Linked DNA regions of Homo sapiens: region 2 is linked to region 1. The links are chromatin loops, found by intact Hi-C in ENCODE. Cell type or tissue: thyroid gland. All regions are shown on one strand. Links, peaks and the distances in the headings refer to the core of each region. The heading gives the core; the rest is flanking DNA. Region 1 overlaps ZBTB7C (zinc finger and BTB domain containing 7C). Region 2 overlaps ZBTB7C (zinc finger and BTB domain containing 7C).

Evidence for each region. Hi-C counts contacts between places; a loop is a spot of excess contacts. Peaks named below come from ENCODE experiments on the same cell type or tissue, not always from the same donor. Only the 100,000 strongest peaks of a DNase experiment are listed, where the experiment ranks them.
Region 2: it touches region 1 in a loop (2.1-fold over the local background); 7 of 110 quality-filtered maps call a loop at or near these places.

Annotation. Positions count from the first base shown.
Region 1 is chr18:48,130,355-48,142,507 of GRCh38, reverse strand. The region is part of intron 3 of ZBTB7C (zinc finger and BTB domain containing 7C); the gene reads left to right. Among named protein-coding and RNA genes, the nearest start is that of ZBTB7C-AS1, 26 kb to the left of the region's middle. RefSeq lists an enhancer at 2,971-3,470. In thyroid gland, for the core only: CTCF peaks have their summits at 1,642 and 6,336; DNase peaks (open chromatin) are centred at 1,487, 2,887, 3,667, 5,287 and 3 weaker places; H3K4me3 peaks cover 1,859 bases; H3K27ac peaks cover 6,142 bases.
Region 2 is chr18:48,046,016-48,058,168 of GRCh38, reverse strand. The region is part of intron 3 of ZBTB7C (zinc finger and BTB domain containing 7C); the gene reads left to right. Among named protein-coding and RNA genes, the nearest start is that of ZBTB7C-AS1, 110 kb to the left of the region's middle. RefSeq lists an enhancer at 3,463-3,963. In thyroid gland, for the core only: no CTCF peak of the experiment used is centred there; DNase peaks (open chromatin) are centred at 5,672 and 7,808; H3K27ac peaks cover 3,740 bases.

The DNA.
Region 1 (12,153 bases), core at 1,481-9,480:
CCCGCACAGCCTACTGTGCAGCCAGCCAGGCTAGGAGTCCTGCCCTGCACTCCAGCCTGGCAGGGTACTTTCCCACAGAGAGAACAACCCAGCACCCTGTGCTTGGCCCACACCTCCCCCTCGGAGGTTCCTGAGGGCCCCAGACAAGCACCGGCTGGTCTCCCAGTGCTCCTAAATGGGAGGCAGGCTCTGCTGGCCCCCAATCCTCCCTCTGGGGCTACAGCTCCTTGCCCTTGCCTTCCAGCCCCTGCAGGACAGGGCAGCCAAAGGCCAGTAAGCCCAAAGGACTCCATTTCTCTGGATCACCATTATGTTCTGGAAGAAGTGGAGGAGTTTGATGGAGTTTGGCAAATGGCCGATAGGTTCCAAATGGCTGGGTTGCCCCCCTAACACACAGTGGCAGAAATGTATGTAGCCTTGGCAACTAACAGATTTGGGTAAACTCGGTGACCATATAAAGGGCTGTTAAAGTGTAGCTTAGCTTCAGTTCGTGGCTCCCTGTCTGTTCTCAATGCTAAACGGCAATGCATTATTATTTCAAATTGGCATTTAATACATTTCAATAAAATCTGATCTGTGGATGAAAGTGATAGAGCCATGCCATTACAATCCACAGGTGCTAATATGCAAACAGTGGAGTTCAGAACGGTGAGGTCATAGCCTGTGATTGGACAGGAAGCCAGAGGGGCCACGAAGGAAGAGGCTTGGCATGTCCCTCCTCCCTTGAGCTGGTTCCATTTTCTTTCAGTTTTCCTCAAAATTTAATTAAACATTTGTTAAGCATCCAAGAAGTACAAGGAGGAATGACAAGTGTAGCCTGTGTTAAATGCGGTGTGAAATGTTCACTCCAGCGAGAGAAAGACTGACCCGCTGCCCACGCCACCGTGACACCATAAATATTAGCCTACCTAGTGTGATGAGATTATGGGTTACTTTCCCCCCCGCCCAGTTCACGAATTTTCTCTACAATGGAAGAATTTCATCAAGACAAGATCCAGTCCTTCTGTTTCCCAGATCTAGGATTCTCTCAATAAACACCTGTACCACACATACCTGCCTGGGGCCAGTGACATACCAGGCACGATACAGTAAGAAAAGATGCATGGGTCCTTGCCATCAAGTAGCCAACATTCTAGTGGGAGGGACAGTCAAATAAAAAAATCAATGCGAGCATGAATCCTCTGATCAAGGGTCTGAAATAGATAATGGGGCACAAGATCCTAATTTATCTATGTGGTCAGGAAAGGCCTCTCTGAGGAGGTGACATTCCTGCAAGACCCAAAGTTGGGGGAGCATTTCAGGCTGGGAAATTTGCATAAGCCAAGTCCCACAGCAGGAAGGAGAAGGAACAGTGGGGGGGGTGGTGCGGGGGGGATGCCTATCTGTGATTGCAGTATGGGGTGCAGGGAGTTTGGCGAGAGAAGGGCCTTGAGGGCTATGGTGAATAGTCTAAAGTGCATGTGAGTGCCCTATGACAGGACCAGATGCCTGTTTTAAGTGGATTGCTTTGGCAGTCGTGTGGCGTTGGGCCGAAGGAGCAGAACAGGAATGGGGCAGAGAGACCAGTTAGGAGGTGCCTGTAGAAGTCAAGGTGAGAGGGGATAGAGGCTCCGCCAAGGGCAGCAGTGGCAGAGGTGGCAGGAAGAGGGCAGGTTCGAGCTCTATTTTGGAGACAGACTTGCTGATGGATGGTTTGGCTGGGGGCGCGGGTGGGGGCCAGGAAGGACAGGGAGGCAGCAAGCGTGGCGCTGAGTTTCTGGCTTGAGTATCACTCATTCCCATGTCTGCACATCCTCTAGGATGACTTGCTTCAGCACTCTAGCAAAGGCCAACCTCCCTCTCAGCCTCCCCCTGCCTAACAATACCCTCTTGGGTTCAGGAAGAGTCATTACCCTGCTTGTTCAGATGGATAAACTGAGGCATGCATCAGCAAACCACACTGCCCCTTAGGGAACCAATTGTATGAACCAAAGAGCCAGAGCTTGAACCCCAGGTTGCCTTGAGTCACCAGAGTCACAAAGATGCAGTGTGATGTCCAATTTTATCATATGTCAGGCGGTGTGACCTTAAACAAGTTGTAAAACTTCTCTGAGCTCCAGTTTCCTTATCAGTAAGATGGAGGAAATAACAAGATCTACCCCACAGCGTGGTTGCATAGAGTGAGGGCATAGGCCCTCAGTCAATATTAGTATACTCTTTGCAGATCACAGAGCTCATACATGTGTCTGCCTCTTTATGCACGTGTGTGCAGACACTCTGTATCTGCGTGTGCTTGTGGGCACAAAGCTGTTTGTGTGCCTACATTACAACCCCAGCAGATGACTAGGCCCTGCTGAGGTTTCAAGTTAAGACAGTAGCATGTTTGCTTATGTGCTTCTGTTTAGCTTTCTGAGCCATGCTCGGTGGTTGAAGTAGGAGCTTTCGTCCTCACTGGAACATGAGTGAGTTGTTGAGTTTGGAGCCAGCTGTGAAAGTCAGGGCAGGCTTGCCGTGTGAAGCCAGCGGGCTTCCACGTGCTCTGGCTGACCTGAACCGGGAAGGCGGGGAGCCAGAGGTGGGGGCTGAGAAGGGCTAGGGCTGGAGGAAGGGAGCTGAGGAGGAGGAGGAGGCCAAAGAGGGCCTAGGAAGGAATCCAGGCCCAAAAGGAAATGCACACTCAGATCTGGAGTCTGGTGCATCCAGAGCCCCTTCTGTGGGTGGCTTTGGGAGCCTCCCCTTGCCCTCTCTCCCCACCCACTTCACTAAGACTGCTTTATGTTCCTGTTCCCAGGAGGCAGCTGGCACCGAGGGAGGCTGGAGGGGTGGTGGGGCGGGGCTCCCCACTTTGTGCCCAGAGCCATTCTGAAGGGTGTGTCCCAGCAGGGCACACACACACAGTGATTAGGGGGAGGGAGGAGTGGCATTCACTGTCCACTGCAGGACCCAGCCGGTGGGCTGGACAGCAGCCAGCTCTCCCCAGGCTCTTGGCTGCAATATCACTGGCCCTGGCACCACCCATAGCCTACCCAGACACTCCTTCCAGTCCGGGGACTGGAACCCTGGCTAGGAGGAGCCGCCTGGGGGTAAGCTGGGCTGGGCACCTCAACTCTGTGCACCCCTCCCTACAGCTTCCCTCCCACATCCCGCTCCAGCTGGGTTTGAAAAGGTGCTCCCATCCTTCCTCCTCTCCAAACAAGGCTCTGCCCTGCACTCTCTCCTTTCAGCCAGAAGCTGCACCCATAAACTGGCTCTACCTCATAGACCCCCTCCTGTTTTCTTAACTACTGAGTGAACCCTCTGAACCAGGCCAGCTGCTGGCTTTCCCCAGTGACTCCCCCTCCTGCCTCCACTCCCGCACCTGACATGCCCTCCTCTCCTGCTCCCTGCAGCACCATCTTCCAGGCCTGCCCAGCCCCACTCCTCCTGTAGCCCTGTCCCTGTGAGCCTGCCTTACTAACTGCTCTGCAAAAGCACTGCCCTGTTCCTTATGCACCCACAGGGTGCTGGATGCACCTTGCCCCACTCTCCAGTCCGCCTGTGCTTTATCTGCCCCACAAGAAGAGAGGCTCCGAGGTTGGCACCCCACTGCACCCACCCCACCTCCACCCAGGCCGCTGAGGCAAACCCTTTACGGGCACACAGCAAACACTTCTGGATTCATACTGATTCCATCCAGGTCATGTGTTGGCACCTTTACCTCCTGGGGTCTGGGAGTGGAGTGTGGAGTTAATGCTTCATTGGATATTTAACTAGTGCCTTTGTGGACAAAGGGATTTGACTTCTCAGTCTTTGTCTTGGGTGTTCCGGGAGTACCTGGTTTTTGATAAAAAGCTATGGAGTCATCCAATCTTGGAAACTGTCCACCTGCTCTGATGAAGCACCCCTGCTTCTTCCCTTCAGCACCCAATTCCCTGACCTAGCAGCCTCTCCCCACCACATCCTGGCTGCCCAGCCTCTCTCTCCCCTCACGCAGCAGTCCACAGCCCTCTTTCCACAGCATGGAGGGTTTGACAGATGCATTCTAGTCTATTGTGGAAATGCCTGCTCCCCTGCCTGCAGCGGTGGGTATTTACAGTTTTAGAGGGAACCACAGAGAGAGACCCGACCTTTCCTGCCTTCCTGACACAAGTTTCCCTGCCTCTCTGGGGCAGGCTCCCTGCAGGGCATACCCCGAGAAGGAATGAATCTCTAACATTGGAATTTCAGGCAAGGGGCACCTGTTGGAGGAGATAGTTTTGTCTGAACCATCTTTCTGGGGCTCTGCAAAGCACAGCCTCATCCCTGGACCTTCATGGCCAATGCACCTTTGAGATTTACTTCTGGTTTCAGGATCCTTTAAGGCTCATGGCCTGCCGGAGAAGAGTGGCAGAGGCCATGGAAGGCCAAGCACCTCGTTGGACTCTTGTTTTGTGCTTATTTTCCATGGCACCGGGGTAAGATGATCAACAGGAAAGATTCACTCCCCTGGCGCTTCCCCCATTTCTGAGAACAGTCAGCAGAGGTATCAAGGCATTAAATGGTTATTTCCTCCAGGTGACCAGTCAGTTCCAGGGTAAAAGAGGCCTGACAGCACCCAGCTGGCCAGAGCCTCCCAGGTGGCAGTTTTCAAGAAGGCTCGAAGGAGAGGTTTGTGTGAGGTTTGAAGGAAAGGCCTGGGAGAGGGTGTTTGGCCACACCTCTGTGATTGGTGGCTGGCCCACCCCAGTGTGGACTGCCGGAATCTCCAGTTGGCATTTCTGAGTCAGCCTGCGTGATATGTCTGTTTGTTCGAGGGGAAGGGGTGTCTGTGGGTCCCACCCACAAGGTCTCATGATCTCCAACGGAGGAGGGAGCTGCAGTGCTGTGGTTACTTCCTGCACTCCCTCTTTTTTTTGTTACTTAAAGGATTGCTGTTTAGTGTTTGATTTGGTTAAGTTACACTCACGACCCTGTAAGGAGAAAACATATAATTCTAGTAATTTTATTGGGCTTAGGTTTCAGGCAAATGGAAATAAATTGCCTCTAAAAAGACAGACACGCTGAATTGAATAAAACAATAATAATAAAAAGCCTCCCTTGCTTTGAGATAAGTGGTAAGTCATTTTGTGAAGTACTAGAGAAGGAGAGTGGGGGGAAACCCACAAAAAACAAAACGGAGGAACCCGGAAGAAAAGAGGGGAAAAGAAAAGCTCCTCCACCGCCCTTGCCTTTATTTCTGCTTTACCTTTTCCAAAGATCTTAATTTGGTGTCATAAAGTGAAGCGTAACGCGCGAGTGGTGAGATCGTCCTGTCCTGCGCTTAACAGTACAGGTGGACCAAAGGGGCTCCCGGCCAAATACTTCTGGTTGGAGGGTGGGGAGGGAGTGCTCTCTCAAAACCACTCCTGGAATGGCTTAACTCGCCCAGCACGAATCAATGACAACCTCCCGCCGGCTGCGGCAGGCTCCCGCGAGCAGCGCGGCCGCGTGGATTCCCAGCCCGGGACCCTGGCGGCGCTCAGGACACGGCCCGGGCACGAGCGCGGCGTCCCCGGGGCGGCCAGGTGGGTCTGCGGCGGCCTCGGCCCGCCTCTGGGCTAGGATCGGGGCTCTGGGGAGCCCAGCGGCCGGGCCGTGGGGAGGGGGTGGGGGAGGAAGCCCTTCCGGGCGGCCGGGAGAGCGCTGCGGGCATTCTCGCTACGCGCTGCGGGGACCCTGTGGCCGGGTGGCCGCGGGGCGGCTCTGGCTGGCGCGGGTGGCGGCGTCCGCAAAGCGTTCAACTCCCCCAGCCTCGCCGGAGCTCCTGCGGGGCGTGGGGCCACGCACCTCTTCCGAAATAGGAGAGAGGATCTGGAACTCTGCAGAGAGCAACTCTCGCCACTGCCCCATTGCCGCCGGCCCACGCCAGCGGGCTCCTTTGGGGCGAGGGGCCAGCCGAAGGAACGTAAGGGCACTCCGAGAGGGAGTTGCGGGTGTACCTTGGTAGTTTAAATTGTCTCCCCCAAGAATGCTTGGTCCTCCTGAGAGTCAGATGCAAAACTTGGGGACGGGAGGGAGGGGGGACAAAAGCCATGGCAACTTGGCAAAAGTCGAGGGCCGGCGATACGGGCAGAAATTAAAGGAGCGATTGGCAGAAGTCCAGCTAGGCGCGCGGCGGGAGCCCTGTCAGGTCCCTGGGCTCAAATCGCGCGCTGAGCTGGGTGGGTGGGGGGCTCTTCCCTGGACTCCAACCTGGGGGTGAGTGGATGGGGAGCACTCCCACCCGAGCAGGCGAGTCGAGCTATAGTCTCTCAGCTCCGGAGACGGCCCGGTGTGGGTGGCGCAAAAGGACTGACCCCGTGCGTCCCCACTCCCGCGGGCGCCCGGGCCGGCGTCACCCACTGGAGCGCCTGAGTTCCTGCAGGCGGGCGCAGCGGCCGCGGGGCTGGCCTGGGAAGGACGATGGAGAGAGCTTCCCCCTAACCCAGCACCCACGCCCCCCTGCCCGCCGCCCACCCCGCGCGGAGCATCCAGCGTCGGGTCCCCCACGCCGTGCTCTGTGGTGAGGGCTCCAGGGTCGCTCCTTTCTGTTCCTGGCTTCCGTTGTCCTGGCTGTGTCTGTGCCGGCAGGCGGGTGGGCAGCGGGCGGCTGCCTTCTTTCTTTTAATAGCTGGTACCCAGCTTCGCGCAGAAGGAAGCCCCACTCCAGCGACTTATTGGTCGGCTAGTGGCAGACCACTTCCAGTTCTTCTAAATGCGGAATTTTGAAAATAGAAAGGAAGTGATTGAAACAATCGAGCAGTTTCTCCAGATGAGATAGAAGATTTTTTGGAAGGGGGAGGGGCGCGCTGGCTTGGAGGTGGTAAAGGCTCTGCCAGGTTCAAGTTTCAGCTCCACTCCCTCCGTTCCCCTTCTTTCACCCAGTTAAATCCTCTCTGGGCTTAGAAAGGCTCAGGAACCCCCGCTGGGTGAAACTCCAGGAAAGAAAAGTAGCCCCAGTGCCGGTCCTCCCCCCTTAAGGCACAACCTGGGCTGCATAGAAAAAGAACCCACTCTCCCAAAAAAGACTCATATTAGGCCACATCAGATATGAATCATTAGCCCCACTTTGCAGATGGGGAAACTGAGGCCCAAATGGGTTAAATACATTGTCCAGGTAGTAGCAGAGGCAGGATTGAAAGCCACTCATTGTACCCCACGTCTTTTAGAATCTTACACTTTAACTGCAGAGACAGGAATCGCCTTGGTATAATTATAGTACAACAGAAAATAGTATGTGTTACACTTAATATTAACTTTTTTTAATGTCATTTTCTTTTTAAACAATCAGTCATTTATTCAACGCTATTGTATTGTTTACTGTATGTGTCCAGGTACCATGCTAAGTGCTGGGCATACATCAGTAACTGAAATCAGACGAGATCTCTGGCCTCTGTCAATGGGAATAGTAATAGTAATAGTAATAGTGCAACCCTCAAAGGGTTGGATGAAGTGAGATGGAGCCTGGGAAGGAGCCTGGGAAGCATTGCTGTTGAGAAGCAGCAGCAGGAGGCCTGGATGAAGAGGAGGAGAGGGAGAAGGAAGGAGAGGAAAGAGCGGGGAAGTTAGAATGACTGGAGTCTCCATGCTGCAGTCACCAGGACTTGTCCCTGGTTCAAGGGGATGCAGTGGAATGCACACAGCACAGTCAGCCTCTGCCCCAAGTGCCCAGGAAGCTGTTTGAGCCCCTGCTGTTCAGATTATTCATTTAGGGTTTACAGTTGTGGGTTTCGAAGAGTCTGCACTTTTGGCACATGCCAGCTGGAGATGACAAGAAGAGGCCCAAACAGTCTCTGAGAGTACTGGCATCTCTCTCTGGATCAGTGCTGGCCGGGCTGAGAACTGTCCCAGGGTGTCACCCTGCTGATGCATCTGCCCACTTCCTCAGTGGCCAGGATGGCATTTTCATAGGACTCGAGTTTAGCTTCAAGCGCCTGCCCTTACCTTTGGGGAGGGAAGCTTGTCTACACTCACAGGACTTGTTGGTAGCAAAGCCAAGACTAGAACCCAAGTCTCTAGACCGTACATGGTTCACAGAGCAGCTCACTTTGGCCTTCCGGGGCGGTTTTAGGACTCAACTGAAAGACCCTTCATCCACTTACATCTCCACTTACAATGCCATTTCCTGAGAATCCTGTCCTCCTTCGTTTTAGCTGACCAGACATATCTGTCCTAATAGAATGGTGTTGGATGGATGTTTGAGACAGAGCAGCCATAAATAATCTGGGGCGTTTGGCCTGTTAACTCTCCTTCCATCCTGAATGGTGTAATAGGTTTAAGATAACTACCTCTAAAATTAACTATCACTTTTGTGAGGAAGGTGAACTGATAAATCTTGCCTTGAAACTATTACCCATCTGAGTGATGCTCTGGGACTTTCTTTCCCCAGAATTGTTACCGACTTCTGCTAGAAGAATAGTTTTTTTCTACTTCCTTTTCTTAAAAAAAAAAAAAAAAAAAAATCCTGGGTTTGAGGTCACAAGATCATATTGCATACTACCTTGATGTCGTGCTGCCAGAATAAAGGCATTTTCCCCCAATATTGAGATTATCAGCTTGATAAGGGCCGTGAGCACCCAGCTGGCTATCCCAGTGTTTACAGCAATTACACAGGTGTATAATTGCATGGGGATGTTTGTTTGCTCAGCCCTTGCTCAGCCAGGCAGCCCTACAGGTTGGGCCAGGGAGAGAGCTGTTCAGTTTATTTTCCTTTGGCTGGGAACTGTGGAGATGAATAGAGGGAGGGGAATCGGGTTGAGAGATTGTTGCCAAGAGCAATTTGGAGTCTCCTTCATATTAGTCAGAGATTGTGTTTTTCCTTTCTAAAGCCTCCTGCTTCATAGTAACTTCCACGGAGGATTTATTTTCCATCTTGTGTGTGTGTGCTTGTTAATTTTTGTTTGATTTTTAACTTGCTGCACTTCTCATGACTTAGCAAAAAAAAAAAAAAATAGCGTGGGGAATGTGTGATGACACAGGCCCTTTATATCATACATTCTGCATGTTATTGCTTAATAAATTTGAATACTGATAGACCCTGAGGTATCATGATGGAGTGAAATGAGTAATTCCTTTGAAGGGAGAGTTTATCTTCAGTGGATGACTTTCAAAATTGCAGCATAATTTCACTTTCCCACTGTACATCTTGATCCTGTGTTTAGATAAATAGAAATGCTTGCTCTCTTCTGTCATTTTCCCTTTTGTTCCATTTGGAAGGCCCCCTCCATCTAGGCCTTGCTTGGAAGGGGATCAGCTAGAGTGGGCCTCCTTCCACTTCATCCGCACCCATGCACCTCCCTCCTCCATGCCAGAGGCCAGCTAGTGAGAAGGAGGTTCCCCCCATGGGATAAGAGCTGCCCCACAATGGTAGCTTGGCTTGTGTGTGCATGGAACACAGAACAGGAAAGCTTGCATGACCACAGGCTGCCCCTCCTAGGCCAGGAACCCCGGAGCAAGCTGTAATTCATCAGTCAATAACTGAGTCCATCCACTGAACAAATTGAGTGGAGCAACTCTGAGACTCCAAACTTGAAAAATTACCTAATAATACGGCACATGATCTATGTCGGCTTTTCCAAATTAGATGCAAACCAGATGCAAATGTACATGTGGCCCTCCCAAATGATATCATATAACTGGACTTGGCCTTCAGGAAAATCTGTGCTGCCTACACATATGCGTTGTACACATACCTGCAGGGCTATTGCTTTCTTGGCTGTGGAGTCTGGCTGACAATTCTGTTAAATTGTTTCTGGAGACAACAGGTTGGTCCGTTGGTCTTTCTGGAGCCACTGGAAGAGGTCACTGGAGAGATGACAGTGGTCTCAGCTCCTGTTGACACTTGCCATCCATAAGCCCTAGGGAAATCTAGCAGAGGCTGCCTCTATTAAGCAGAACTTAAACAACAGAAACTTTTCTAATGTTTGTTTTGTTTCTGTTTTTCTTAATAAAACAGTCAATAAAATTTATTGAGATATAATTCACATAGCATATAATCCACCCATTTAAAGTGTAAATTCAATGGTTTTTAGCATATTTGCAGGGCTGTGTAACCATTATCATAATCAGTTTTATAGTATCTTGATTACTCCAAAGGAAATACTGTACCCATTAGCAGTCACTGCCCATTTCACCCCAAGCCGTCCTAGGTTACCAATAATCTACCTTTTGTCTCTATAGATCTGCCTATTCTGGACCTTTCGTATAAATAGAATCAGATAATATGTGGTCTTTTGTGACTAGTGTCTTTCAACTAACCTAACACTTTTGAGTCGTTAGCTTTGTAGCATGCATCAGTACTTCATTTCTCTTTATTGCTGAACAATATTCCTTGTATAGATACACCATATTTTATTTACCCATTCATAATTATATTTACCCATAATGGGTAAATCCATTTACCCGTGATGGATATATAGGTTGTTTCCATATTTGGCTTCTGTAAATAATGCTGTTTTGAACAATCATTTGCAAGTTTTTGTGTGGACCTAGGTTTTCATTTCTTTGGGGTATATACCTAGGAGTGGAATTGCTGGGTCATATGGTAACTTGATAGTTACCCTTTGGGAAACTACCAGAATGTTTTTTTACAGTGGCTGTACCATTAGACATTCCCACCAGCAGGTATGTGATGGTTCCAGTTTCTCCATATCCCCACCAACACTTGTTGATAATATGGCCTTTTTATTGTAGCCGTCCTATCTTTAAGGGTTTATATGCTCAAGGGAGCAGTAGCCAGGAAATATTCTGGGATCAGCTCAGCCATGCTTGCTTTCTATAGGTATAGTGAGAGCCATTCAGACCTCTTGAGCATCCTGCACACCCTGGTGTTTCCTTTGCATGTCCCAGAGCTCTATACTGAGCTTTCCCTCTATGTCCCTATAAGACAGTCACTTTGTATGGCTGAGTACTCTATTTCATGCTGATATTTCAGCTCCACAGTGAAATCATTTTATCCCAGTTTTATGCCTATGGGACTGAATAGGATAACTAACACTCTTAACAAAGACAAATTTGAGCCAACTGGCATGGGGGAACTCACCTAGTTTGAAGACTACCAAACATTACACACAAAAAAAAAAACAACTATCCTTTCATTAGAACATCCTAAGTCCTGGTCATTAGCCATTCTGTGGCATCATGTTCAGTGTAGCCAAACCTGAGGACCAGAAGTGAATTCCAGTGCTTCTTGGAAGTTATCGTAATGGAATTTGGCTTGTATGACCCAAGAGCAGCCTGGACTATGCTCTGCTATGAATGGACTCTTCACCATCAAATGGTGCTTAGTCCAGCAGTTCCTAAACCTGATTACATGTTGCAATCACCTATAAAGTCCTTTAAAAGATTTCAGGCCAGGTGCCATGGCTCACGCCTGTAATCCCAGCACTTTGGGACGCGGAGGCGGGCGGATCACTTAAGGTCAGGAGTTCGAGACCTGCCTGACCAATATGGTGAAACCCCATCTCTACTAAACATAGAAAAATTAGCTAGGCGTGGTGGCACGCACCTGTAATCCCAGCTACTAGGGAGGCGGAGGCAGGAGAATCGCTTGAACCCAGGAGGTGGGAGTTGCAGTGAGCTGAGATGGGACCACTGCACTCCAGTCTAGGTGACAGAGCAAGACTCCATCTCAAAAAAGTAAAAAATAAAAATAAATAAAAGATTATAGATGCCCATGCCTACCCAAGAAGTACTGAAGTTGAATCTCAAGGGAGGCCACCGGGTGCTTGGAGGTGATTGTGGTGAAGTCTGAGAACACTTTTTAACCTCTCTTTGCCTCAATTTCCTGACTTGAAATGGGGAGTTGGATGGATTACGCTGGTGTTCTCCACAGAGATTCACACAGCTGGCTCAAGCAAAACAGATCTGTGTGGATCTGGTTCTGCACAAAATTTTATTTATAAAAGGGGGCTTCTGCTGCTGAAAATGATTCAGAGAGCCTTTAAGTAGATGGTTTCTGAAGTTCAGCTTTGACCATTCTGAGTGTTGAGGACAATTTTCCCAACTTCTCGGAGGAGGATTAGCAGAGTCATACAAATGGCCGTTACTTGGTAAGACAGTCACGCTCTTCAAGGGCAAGGACCAGATCACCCGTGTTGTTGCCCTGGCTAGCTGTGTGCACAACTGTGATATGGTAGGATTGACCTAGCATCACTTTCTTCTCCCTCCCCACTCAGGGTCATCCCTGCCCACTTCCCT
Region 2 (12,153 bases), core at 2,818-10,817, 86 kb after region 1:
TTAGCTGAAAGCAGTAAGATTTTCATTATTGTGATTATCATCATTTGCAGCCATACTCTTGAAGCTCAGATGGTGCTGACACAACATCACGGCTCTTCCTAGCACCTGTGTCCTTGGTGCTATATAGTAAATGTTGAACTAACAGATAACTGGAGTCATGTATTCTTCCATCACTGGAGAACCCAGCTGTGATGCACAGCTTGCCTATGTGGCCACGGGGACATTACCGTGCAGTAGACAGGTGCTGGGCAGAACATGGGCCACCTCTAATGTCCTGCAGTTGAATCCTACAGCACCTGATGGCAGCCAGAGCCTGTTTTCATCCATTTCTCCCTTGAGCCTCACAGCCACCCATGAGATAGACAGCCAGTGTCATTAATTCCATTTTACAGACAGAAAAACTGAGATGGGTAGCTGAAGGCCCCAGAACAAATCAGTAGGCATCAGACATTACAAAAAATGTCAAAGACAATTTAGAAGTCTGTAAAAGAAGGACGAAAATATAGATCATTCAGCATTTTTAATAATAATGGCTTTAAGGTTCAAATACTATCAAAGAGTATATGTAGGAAAATAAATCTGCCTTCTACCCCTCACTGGCAGCCTTCCAACCTCTCCAGTAGGAAGGCTCTAACAGTTTAATTCATGCATCTACAAACCAGTATGTACACATGGTCATCTTTTTCTTTCTAAACCTGGTAACCATGCAGCATAGTGATAAATCTTAGACATAGTTCTCTATGTATCAATATACAGATATGCCTCATTCTTTTTAATGGCTGCATAGTACTCCATGATGTATCTAGCAAGCCTCTATTGATGGATATACTGTTTACTTCCAATTGTTGGCTATAGAATCAATGCCACAGAGATAATCCTATATGTAAGTTGAACATATGGCAGTAGTGAAATTGCAAGATATATATCTATAAGGGTAATTGCTGAGTTATCAGAATTTTTTTTATTTTTGGCCCATCTGGTAGATGAAACTTGAAATCTAATTTTTATGTCTTTAATGCTGAATGATGGTAAGCATTTTTCATACACTTAAAAGCTATTTATATTTATTTTTCTATGATCTTCCTGTTCATGGGTTGGTTTTTTTTTTTTTTTTTTTTGACAATTTTTCTAATAAACTATAGGTCTTTTCCTGATTTGGTGACACATGGTCTCTCTCTATATAAAGGAAATTAGCCCTTCATCATATGTTTCAAATATGTTCTTCAGTTTGTTTGTGTCTTGATTTTGTTATGGAATTTTGGATGTACATAAATGTTTAAATCATTATTTAGTCAAATTTAACAAATCTTTTATGACTTCTGGGTTTTCTATCTTAGCAAAATATTTTTCCTTTGCAATTATAAAGTAGTTCTTCAATATTTTATTTACTTTTTTTAACTTTTAAAGCTTTGCTACATGTATCATTTGTTTTGGTGTAAGGAGTGAGGAAGGGATACAAGTTTTATTTTGTTTTGTTTTGTCTCCTACATGGTTGCCTAGTTGTTCTAATCTCATTAATTGAAAAATCCATTTTAAAATACAAATTGAAATTCCACCTTTATTACATGCTAAATTCATACCTACATGAATTTATGTGAGTCTGTTTATGGACTGCCCGTGACTTTATATTGATCTGTCTTCCTGTTCATGATCCAGTACCAAATATTTTATTTTTATGGCTTTCTAATGTGTCTTCATATCTGGTAGGGCTGGTCCCCCTACTTCTGTTACTCATCTGTTTCAAAAATTTCTTGGCTATTCCTAAATGCTTATTTTTCTATATGAACTTCAGAATCAGCTTATCTAATTTCAGTAGAAATTCCGATATTTTTATTGGGATTGTATTGCACTTATTAAATTATTTAGGGGAAATTGGCATCTTTATGGTATTGTGGCTCCCTGTCCAAATACGAGTTGTATCTTTCCATTGACTTAAGTCTTAAGGAGTGCTTCAGTCATGTTTAAAACAGTCTCTGTATGGATCTTACACATTTCTTAATAACTTATTCCTAGGTGTTGTTTCTATTTTTGTTGCCAAGTCAGTGGGGTCCCTAATATACTTCTGAACTTGTCTGTTATTTGTATAGGAAAGTATCCAATCATATCATCCACAAATAATGACTTTTTTGCCAACTCTTCTTTTTACTTTTTAACCTTGTATTTCTTATTCAACATTTCTGATCTTGAGACTTCAAATGGGAAGCCGACCTTCTAGGTGTGAGGAAATTCCTGAGCCCGTCCTAGCTCAGCAGCGGATCTGCCAGGTTTCCTCAGTCCAGGGTGGAGATGGGGAGATTCTCCTGCCTTGAGAATATTTTCACTGTAAATTTATGATGGTCTGGAAACCAAAAATCGCAGAGCAAGACGACGAGCGGTGGTAGCTGCAGTGGGGTCGAGTTGGGGTGGAGGGAAAGGGTAGCTACTCTATAAGGTGCTGAATCAGGTGAACTATTCTTCCTTTAGGTCGGGAAAGTCTAGTCCTTGGTGCTGGGCTCCTGTGGCTGGGAGCAAATATCAGGAGAGTGAAGGCAGGCTCCTGTCTCCTGAGAGTCTCACAAAGCACAAAAGGGAGGGCTGGATTCCCAGGCTGCATTCAGAAGCGGGCACTTGTGATGCATTGTTGCACAGCTTTCCACGATGCCCTCCCTCCCCAGACAGCCGTTCAGCCCAGACACCTAGCTCTGACTTGCTGGCTTCCATATTCCTGATTGTAGCACCCAGCCCGTACTTGGTTCTTTTTTTTTTTTTTTTTTTTTTTGAGACTTGAGTCTTACTCTGTCACCCATGCTGGAGTGCAGTGGCGCAATCTCAGCTCACTGCAACCTCTGCCTCCTGGGTTCCAGCGATTCTCCTGCCTCAGCCTTCCGAGTAGCTGGGATTATATGCACCTGCCACCATGCCCAGCTAATTTTTGTATTTTTAGTAGAGATGGGGTTTCACCATGATGGCCAGGCTGGTCTTGAACTCCTGACTTTAAATGATCCTCCCGCCTCAGCCTCCCAAAGTACTGGGATTACTTTGGGAGGTGAGCCACCATGCCCAGCCCCACATTAGGTTCTTTATTGGTTCCTACTTCTTTGAGATATTTTGCTGTGGGTTACTCTTACCTGCCCAGTGAAGCCAGAAGCCCCTCTAAAGCAGGTATTTTCTATAGACTTACACAGCATGAAGCCCAGTCAAGCATATGGTGAGTGATCAATAACATGTGGTAATTGACTGATATTCCACGAGTCAACCAAAGGGGACAAATGAGTTTCCAACTCACATCCTAATTGCCCTCTCTTTGGAAAGGGAACCAAACAGCCATCAGCTTCTGCAGTGGGCAAGGGAGGAAATGATAGCAGAGGAGAGACTGGGCTCAGGTATAAATAGGAAAAGGAAACGCTTGGGCTTTCTCAGTGCAATAAAAGTTCTATATAATAATATTATAAGGAACTGTGCAATTAAGCCTGGAAATTGCAAGCTTCCAGTTTGTTCTTTCCCAGCCAAATGCCAGGCGGTTCTCGTGGTGGACGGCGTTTGCTTAGAAGAAAAGTACAAGTTCTGAGGCAAATCTGAGGTTTGGCTTCCTTTGAAAAACACAGGCAGGGCCGGGATCTTTGAGGCCATCTGGCTGGACCTCGTCTCTAAATTGAGGTAGACAACAGCAGGGAGGCAGGAGTGTTTGTCGAGGGCTGAGGCATAACCAGGACATCTTACACCTGTGATGAGTCCTCGGCATGTGACTCTGTCCTCTTTCCTCCCACAGCTGCCACCCCCCACGGCAGCTCCTCCCCGGCCAGATCCCACATGGAGGTCTGGGGTAGAGAAGGGCAGGGGAGTGGCCGTGAATAATGCAGAGCGGCTTCCTGGGTCAGGAGATACAATCTCCTAACTGGTTCCGGCCGCCCTTCCCTCCCTGCTCCAGGACTGCTTCTTGCTGACACCTTCCTCAAATACAGCGCCAAGAGATTCTTCTCCTATCCAGAACCTTCCCTGATTTCCTTCGCGGAAGGATTCCAATGCTCATGAGGCCCCTGCCTCACCGTCCCACCCACGCCCAAGACTCCCACATGGTGGGCTGCAGTGTTCCCTGCTCTGCTTCCCAGACTAGCCTGTCTCTAAATTCGTTGAACTTAAATCTTTGAACCCAGCACCGCAAACTCCCTGGCATTCCTGTCTGCATGTGCCATCCTCACTCAGCCTCTGCGCATGCCTTCGCACAAGCTAATCCCTTTGCCAAAATGTTGTCCTTCCCCTGCCCCACATCCCTGGCTGCTTGGGGGCCTCACCTCCTTGGAGGAGTCCCCTTCCTGGGCCCAGCAGAGTCCCCGTCCTCTGACCCCAGGCACCCCATCTGCCTCCATGAACCAGCACTTAGCACTCATTTTAGGTCTTGTCTTTACTGTCTCTCCCACTCTTCTGTGGCTTCTTAAGACCAGGAGCTCCATCTCTTTCATCCATGTTTCTCCAGCACTTAGCTAAATGGGTAAATACTGCAGTAGCTGAGAGAGACAGTTGCAGACTGCTTAGGAAACCCGGAACCTGACTGCTTAGGTTCAAGCCTCGGCTCTACCTCAGTTTCCCTACTTGAAAAATGGGGTGATAATGATGACAGTAGCCACCTCATGGGGTTTTTGAGAGGATGAAATGAGAGAAATATAAATGCAAATATAAATATAAATATAAATGTAAAATATTTAGGACAGCGACTGGTACCTAATGGGCACCCAGAGTACATCTCAGTGACCAGTTTGATTCAGTCAAAGGTGAAGGAATCTCAGAATTGGTCCTTCCATCACCTGTTTACTGTGTCTCTGTGCAGCATACCTGAAGTCACCATTATGGGAGAATGAGTTGTGTTCCTGTCCATTCCCCAACCCGCGCATGCAAGGCCTGTGGGGTGTCTGTAATGAATCTGTGCACATTCTGCAGAAGCGGCCGCTCCCAACTCCATGCCCATTCTTGGCCACTGTAGGGGCGATGGGAAGACAGACATGGAAGCTGCCTCCTCACTTTTCCTCTGGGGCAGGCGGAAGGGACGCATCAAGCACTTTTACCAACCTGTTGAGTCGTCATCACTCTACTCACTGTGGTCAAATAATAACCCCACCTTGACCTTGTAGAACACTCGTCATCTGAAAGTCCAACGTGTGTTCACATGTATTTTCCTGTGTAACTTGGCAGGGTCCCAGAGAGAACTAAAGTGAAGGGGGTGGGAGGAGAAAGAGGGCAAAGTCAAGGTCACAGGAAACCCAAAGTGAGATGCAGCAGCCCCAAGACATCTGAAGTCGAGCTGTGCATGACCTCAGAATCCAAGGATCTATCCTGGAACCAAAATATTGAAATGGATTCATGTGTGGGCAGCAAGGGACATTCACAACCAGCTAGTCTTATATAAAAGAAGAAACTGAAGCTCAAACAGGGACCCGGCCGCTTCAAGGTCACATGAAGCAGTTGCAGAGCAGAGCTAGGATTTTAACTATAATTCCTCCCCCAGAGGGTTTTGGCCTGCTGTCTGCTGACTGCACACCTGGGTACTTCCCAGCCTTTGCTCCTCATGCTCCCGGCCTTTCTCTGCTCCAACTATGGCCCCCTCACCTGGCCTCTGCTTTCCTTTCTGCCTGGTGTAAAGTCCCCAGGGCCAGCAGCAATGGACTCAGCTTCCAGAGCCCTACCCACAGCACTGGGAGCCCTTGGCACGTGGGTAGAAGAGGCATGCAGACAGCACACTCAGAGGCTAGCCAGCTGTGGAGCACCTTAATGCCTTCTAGAACAGATGCCAAAATATCCCCAGGAAGGGTCAAAATATGGTACCACTTAGCCCAGTTATCCACACACAACCTCTTCAATAACTAGCAAAATCTAAACCATTTCCACTCTACTAGAGGAGATGGCCCCTTTGGGCAGAAATGGCTACAAAGAATAGTGCTCTCATGGGTTGATGCTTGTCCCACCCTTCCACCACAGCCCCACCCTCCAGGGAGCCATCCAACACCAGAAGGGGACATCTCCTGTGAAGGCAGCCTGAGGCCATTGGGAGTATGAAACTCAGTAACGCGTGGCCTAGTGCTGTTTATGGGAGACGAGTGATTTATTTTATTATCTAAATTTTCAGTGGTTTAATAAGGTTTAATAAGCCTCCCAAGAAGTTTTCTGGCTCAGGAAATCGCCTGTAATAAACACAAGTAGTAAATCCTTTATTTTGAACATGAAAGAGGTGTGCAACTTTTCTTAAAAGAAAACAAGTCTCCCCCCACTGCCCCCTAGAAAATAAAGGATGAAAAAATAATTAAAGAACAACAGCTTGAAGGGGCACCATTTGATTTGCCTGCCGCAGACTTCCATGGCCAACCCGGCCAGGGTGCCAGCCATCTGCGGTGGCACTCCTCTCCATTGGTGTGTCCCGCCAGCTCTTGACCCTGCAGTTGCACCCTAGCAAACTGAAACGAGCCCTCACTTTGTGACTGAGGCCAGGCAGCCCCGTAGGGAACCCACTTTTTCTGTCTTTCTTGCAAGTCCCCTGCATGGTGCATTAGCAAAAGCAATGGCCTCAGGGAAGATGCGAGCGCCCCCACTCTCATCCCATCACTTTGTGACCTTAGCCTCACCTTCACTTTAGTTTCCTCATCTGTCAAATAGGCATAATTCCGCCTGGCCTGCCACCAAAGAGGTCAAAGTGCTTTGAAAGGTAAAAGGCTCCAAGCCACCCCTTGGATGAGGGGATGAGGGCAGTGGTCCTGGCACATCCACTTCAGATTGCCCCAGAGGCCTCAGGCAGCCTCTACATAGACGAAGGGGGTCCTCTAGGTGTGACTGAGCAGCTCTGACACTCATGTACCCTCAGCCTGAATCCCACACCCATTTCTATCCCCAAAGCCCAGGTGTGAGGCTTCCCCTCATTCTTCCTCACCCATCTGCCCATCCCTTGGGCTACGCTCTTCGGTACCCTTCAAGTCCAGCCTAGAGAAGCGCACCCTGGCTTTTGCCCTACTCTAAACCTCTATGGGGATCTTAGACCTTGTTCTGATAAAATCAAACCAATGCTGGTGTAGAGGAGATGGAGAAAGGGTTGAAGAGGTGGCGATGATGTTGGGGCTGGAGGTCAACAGGGGATACAGCCTCATACAGGGGGCAGAGCCTAGGTGACCAGCAGGAGGTTTGGGACCTCTGTCACTTACACAGTTCTGTGACCTTGGGCAAATCAATTCACCAGCAGGAGCTTAGGTTTCTCGTTGGCAAAATAGGCAAAATAATTCCTTATGTACACAGGGATCCTAGGAAAACATGAAGAAAAATGCCTGTGAACAAGCTTTCCTGAAAGTAAAGCTCAACAGGCATGTGGCATTGTTAACCCAGGGGGTTTCAGCAGAGAACCATGAAGCAGAGACTTGAGTGACTGGTTGCAGAAAAAAAACTCAGACCTTAGATGTAGGGGCAGAGAAAATCTGTCTGTGACTGGGATGAGAACCCAGGGGTGCCTGCTTCCTGGGTCTGGCCTCTTCTGGGCCCTTGCTTGTCTTGTCAAGGGGGCTGGACATTGCAGGGAAAGAGGAGGGGGTGCACAATTGTGTGAGGTGGGAAGGGCCTGCATTCCAGCTGTAAGGGAACACCTGGATGGCCATTGCCCTTAGCAGAGGAAGAAAGCTCAGAGCAAATCGCACAGAAACCCTGAGGGGCTGAGTGGGCCAGGCTCAGCTGGGGACTGCGGGCTCTAGGCGTGTCCTGGCAGGGTGGCAGAGCAGGTGGGGCCGGCTTTACCCAGTGTGGGCGCTCTGCCTGGGGTGCTCGTGGCGGGCAGGGCACAGGCTAAAAGTTGAAGTAGCCCTGCCCAGCCTCCCAGCCCACATGTCTGGTTCCAGCCTCTGGGGCAGCCAAGGCCCAGGGGCATTCCAGGGCCAAGGGGTGTGACCACCTTGCTTGGGGAAACTGCCAAGGGCTGGGTGGGTGTGCCCAGCAGAGATCTAGGGCTGGCCAGCTGCTTGGGCCAGGTCTCCCACCCTTTATCCTGCCCTAACCCACCACCCCTTTGTGGATTTCAGTGCCTACAGACCACGAGTAAAGACCTGCTCAAAGAACGCAGGTAGCCGCTGCCCAACCTCATTCCCACATCTGGAGAGGAAATCCACATCCCTTCTCACCCCATGCAGCACACCTCCCACCCCCACCTCAGCCACTAATTCCACCAGGTGGCTGTGAAGCTCCAGGCCTGGGCATGGGAGGAGGTGGAGGCTGGAGACTGGGTGGGGACAGCTTCCGGGATAGTGGGAGTCGGCTGGCTGGGGCCAGCTTGCCCTGGGGATTTGGCAGATGGAACCACCATCCTGAGCCCAGATTTGCTGAGCTGAGCAGGATTCAGGGAGGCACCAGACTTGTGGATCATAGCAATAGAATTGCACCAACAGTTCTATTCTTGAAGGGCAGGAAAGCAATGGGACTCAAGCAGAAATCCAGTTCCCACCCTGCTGTTTTCTAGCTGCGTGACTTGGAGCAGGTCACTTAGCCTCTCTGATTACCATAACAGGGATCATAATACCAGCAGAAGAATGAAATGAATTAATATAAGCACCTTATGAATGATAGGGCTCTGTTCAAATGTCAGGTATCCCACGGCAGAGGGCTGGGGCCATCCCACTGCCTTTTGTGATTTCAAAGCTATCCCCTTTGTTTATTTGAACCAATCTCATTCATACAGTGTCTACCATGTTCCTACTTGCTGGCATCCTGGGAGTAATGCAGAAATACAAGAAATAGACCCTGCCTTGAAGCAGGTGATCTCACTGGGGGAATGGGACTTCCAAATAACCCAAGTGTGCCTGGAACCTCAGGCTGACTCATTCCACTCACATACCACTCGGCGAGATCCATGCAATTACTTCCCCATTTCCTAGATAAGGAAACTGAGGCAGCAGAAGTATATAATTTGCCTACACCAGCACTTCATGTTCCTAGTAAAACTAAGACTAGAACACGAGTCCTTTACTAGCCAGGCAGGCTTGCACCTAGTTGGGGGCACTGTGGTCTAACAGAGGGGACACAGGCTTGGGCATTAACCTATTTATGCAAGAGGTTGAGAATCTTTTTGTGAAAAATCAGACTTTGGCGATGACCTTGAGCAGTAGGCTATAAATAACTCCCACAAGCTTAGTGTTCCAATAATGGAACACTAGGCATAAATGGGTTAAAACATCCTAGTTCTAATTCTAGCTCTGACACTGATTTGCCATGTGGCCTGGGGCATGGGCTTCGTTCTGTGCCTAATTTTCTCATCTGTAAAATGGACGTAAAATTTGTACCAGCCTTGCCAAGCTCTTTGGGTTAGAAGTACCTGAGACAAGGAGGTATGAAAAAACCTTAGAAGATGGTGATGCTCCGAACAGATGCCAGGGGAGAGCCCTGGGAGCCTGTAAGGACCCTTCTCAGGGAGTGTCTTCAATAGCGTAGATCTCTGCAAAACTGTGCAGAAGGCAAATTGGTTTCTGTTATGGCCCCATCCCTGCAAAAACACCCATAAGATGTCTGCATCCTTCCTGGACTTCACAATTGCTAGCATTGGTTGAGCACTGACTACATATCAGGAGGCAATTTGTGTGCATTACCTCATTTGATCCTCATGGCAACTCATCCTCATTGTACAGATGAGGAAACCCAGCTCAAGGAGGGTAATTACCAAGTCCCACAGGTCATGGGGTGGTGAAGCGAAGATGTCAGCCCAGGCTATCTGAGAGCGGGGACCTCACCCTCAACCTCCTCAGTCAACTCCAGGCACAGTGTCAGCACCAGCTGAGGACAATTTGTTTGATCCCACTTGGGGAATCCAGGTTAAGCCTATTTTCAGAAGGGATTTAAAGCTCTCCAGATCCATTCCGGATTCAAATGATGTAGAGCATGTTCTTCCTGCCCCCTCTGCCCAACAAAATGCTTTCTACTCTTCACAGCTCAGACAAGGCCCCTGTTCCTAGAAGCCTTCCCTGACCCCCAGCCCACAGGGATCGGTACCTTTCTGCCCATACCACTCATTTGCACTCCATACTCCTTAGTCACCTGGCAAGCTTGGGTCTCAGCCCCCTCTGCTCATCTTTCCAGGCTGGCTCTGATTAAACCCCTAGACTAAGAGTCAGCCTCCCAGGGGAAGGGTCCAAATCCCCCTGCCCTTGAATTGGACTTCCCAGGGGGCAGCATGGTGAAGGGGAACAAATATGAGCTTTGGCATCAAACGCAGCTGGGTTCAAATCCTGGCTCAGACATTGGCTGGCTGGGTGGCAATGGGCAAGCTACCTGCCCTCTCCATACCTGTTTTATTATCTGTAAATTGGAGGTGCTGATAAAAATCTATATCTTTCAGAGTTGTGTTGCTTGAGAAAGGATTAGAGGTGTGATGACTGACGTGACAAGTGGCATTCAATAAATGGTAGCTATTATTGCAAAAGCTCACTAGCTTGCTGGCCCCTTGGTAGGGAGAGAGGGGAGCACAGTCTCTCTCTGAGAGGACAGATGCTCTCATTTTACAGTTGAACAAACTGAGGCCCAGAGAGGGAAGTGCCATTTTTTCAGACAGGGTTGCTTGGACTTACCCGGGTTCTAGAACCTTCCACTGAAGGCAGAGGCCCAGGGGATGTCCTCTGGAATAGTGGCCACATCTAAGAAGGTTTCAACCCGCCTGCATTCTTCTTTAACCTCTTTCTTCCATTTCTGAGCTCCTCATCTCCTCTTCCCATCTTTCTCCTTTATTTTCATCTCTATTTTTTTTCTAGCTCCTTCCTACCAAAGGTTCATACTTCACATCAAGCCTCTTCTAGCTGTTGAGTGTTTTGTTTTGTTTCTCATGTGTGTCTGTGTGTGTGTGTGTGTGGAATTTTTTTCCTTGTGCATGTTATTCTTGGAGACAGAACTGCCTTAGCTTAGAAGATGGGAGGCAAAGGGATGGAAGGCATGGGGGCAGGAGCATGACATCCCCTTTGGGACACTGCTGTCTACTGGCCCACCAGGGCATGGGAATCTTAGGGTCACCAGGGAAGCTCCCAGCATGCAGGGTGGGGACACTTCTTCCCAAAAAGACAATGAAACAGCAAGTGGCAGCCCTCACCTCCTGACCGCAGCTCACCCCTCCCAATCCCTGCCACTGAGGTTAGTCTCCTGCCTGGAAAAACAGCCTTGAGCTACCATGGTTACATCTGTTTCTCCAGGAATGGAACAAAGGCCACAAACCAAGGCGCAGTGAGAAGTCACTGCTGGGAAAACCAGCCTTCAAGTCCAGGGTCACAGGGTGGGTTCTGTCCCCATCGTCAGATCCACTTTGCGCTTCTGGCTCCTCATGGTCATGATGTTATCAGATTTCTCGTAACCATCCTATCACATGATGAGACAGAAGTCCAGAGAAGTGGAAGGGCCTCCCAAAGTCACACAGCTGTGGTTTCCTGATTGTGAGTCGCAAGTAGACATTGCTCTCAAAGCACAGAAGATCCACACTTAGCACAGGACAACCACACGCCATTTCTCAGAGTGCTCGGATGGTTATCACAGTGGGACGCTGATCACCAACACGTGGACTAACGGGTTCCAGCTCTTCTATTTTAAAAGGCAGAGTAAAGTTTAAGGAATGGTGGGAATTTTCCCTGAAAAGCATTTTAAAACATTTTCATCTCTAAAGGAATAAGCCCTTAGCAAGCAAGAAAACTTGGCTCTCCATAGAGAACTAATTTCCTGGGGTTTTACTGACTTTGGCTTTTTACTTAACAGTGGAAGGGTCGTTTCATTTACACACAGTCTTTTCAGATGGGAAGACCCCTTTGAGGGTCAGGACCCTGCTACCTACAGGGTGGCTTTGTGAGAATTAGAAAAAGGTGTCACTTCCTCAATACATTTGCTTCCATCTATCAAAACATTGTTGTAATACACGGATTTTGTTAAGGTGAGACATTTAACTGCCATCTGCCAGAAAATTATGATAAATATCACAAATCTATAGTGTCTGTGAAATGATGTCACTGGATTATTATCTATTACTGCATAACAACACAAAAATGTAGTGGCTTAAAGTGAGAATAAACATTTATTGCCTCATAGTTTCTGTGGATCAGGAATTTAGGAGATGCTCAACTGAGCAGTCCTGGTTCAGTGTCTTTCATGAGGTTGCAATCAAGATGTCAGCCAGGGCTGCTGTCGTCGGGAGTC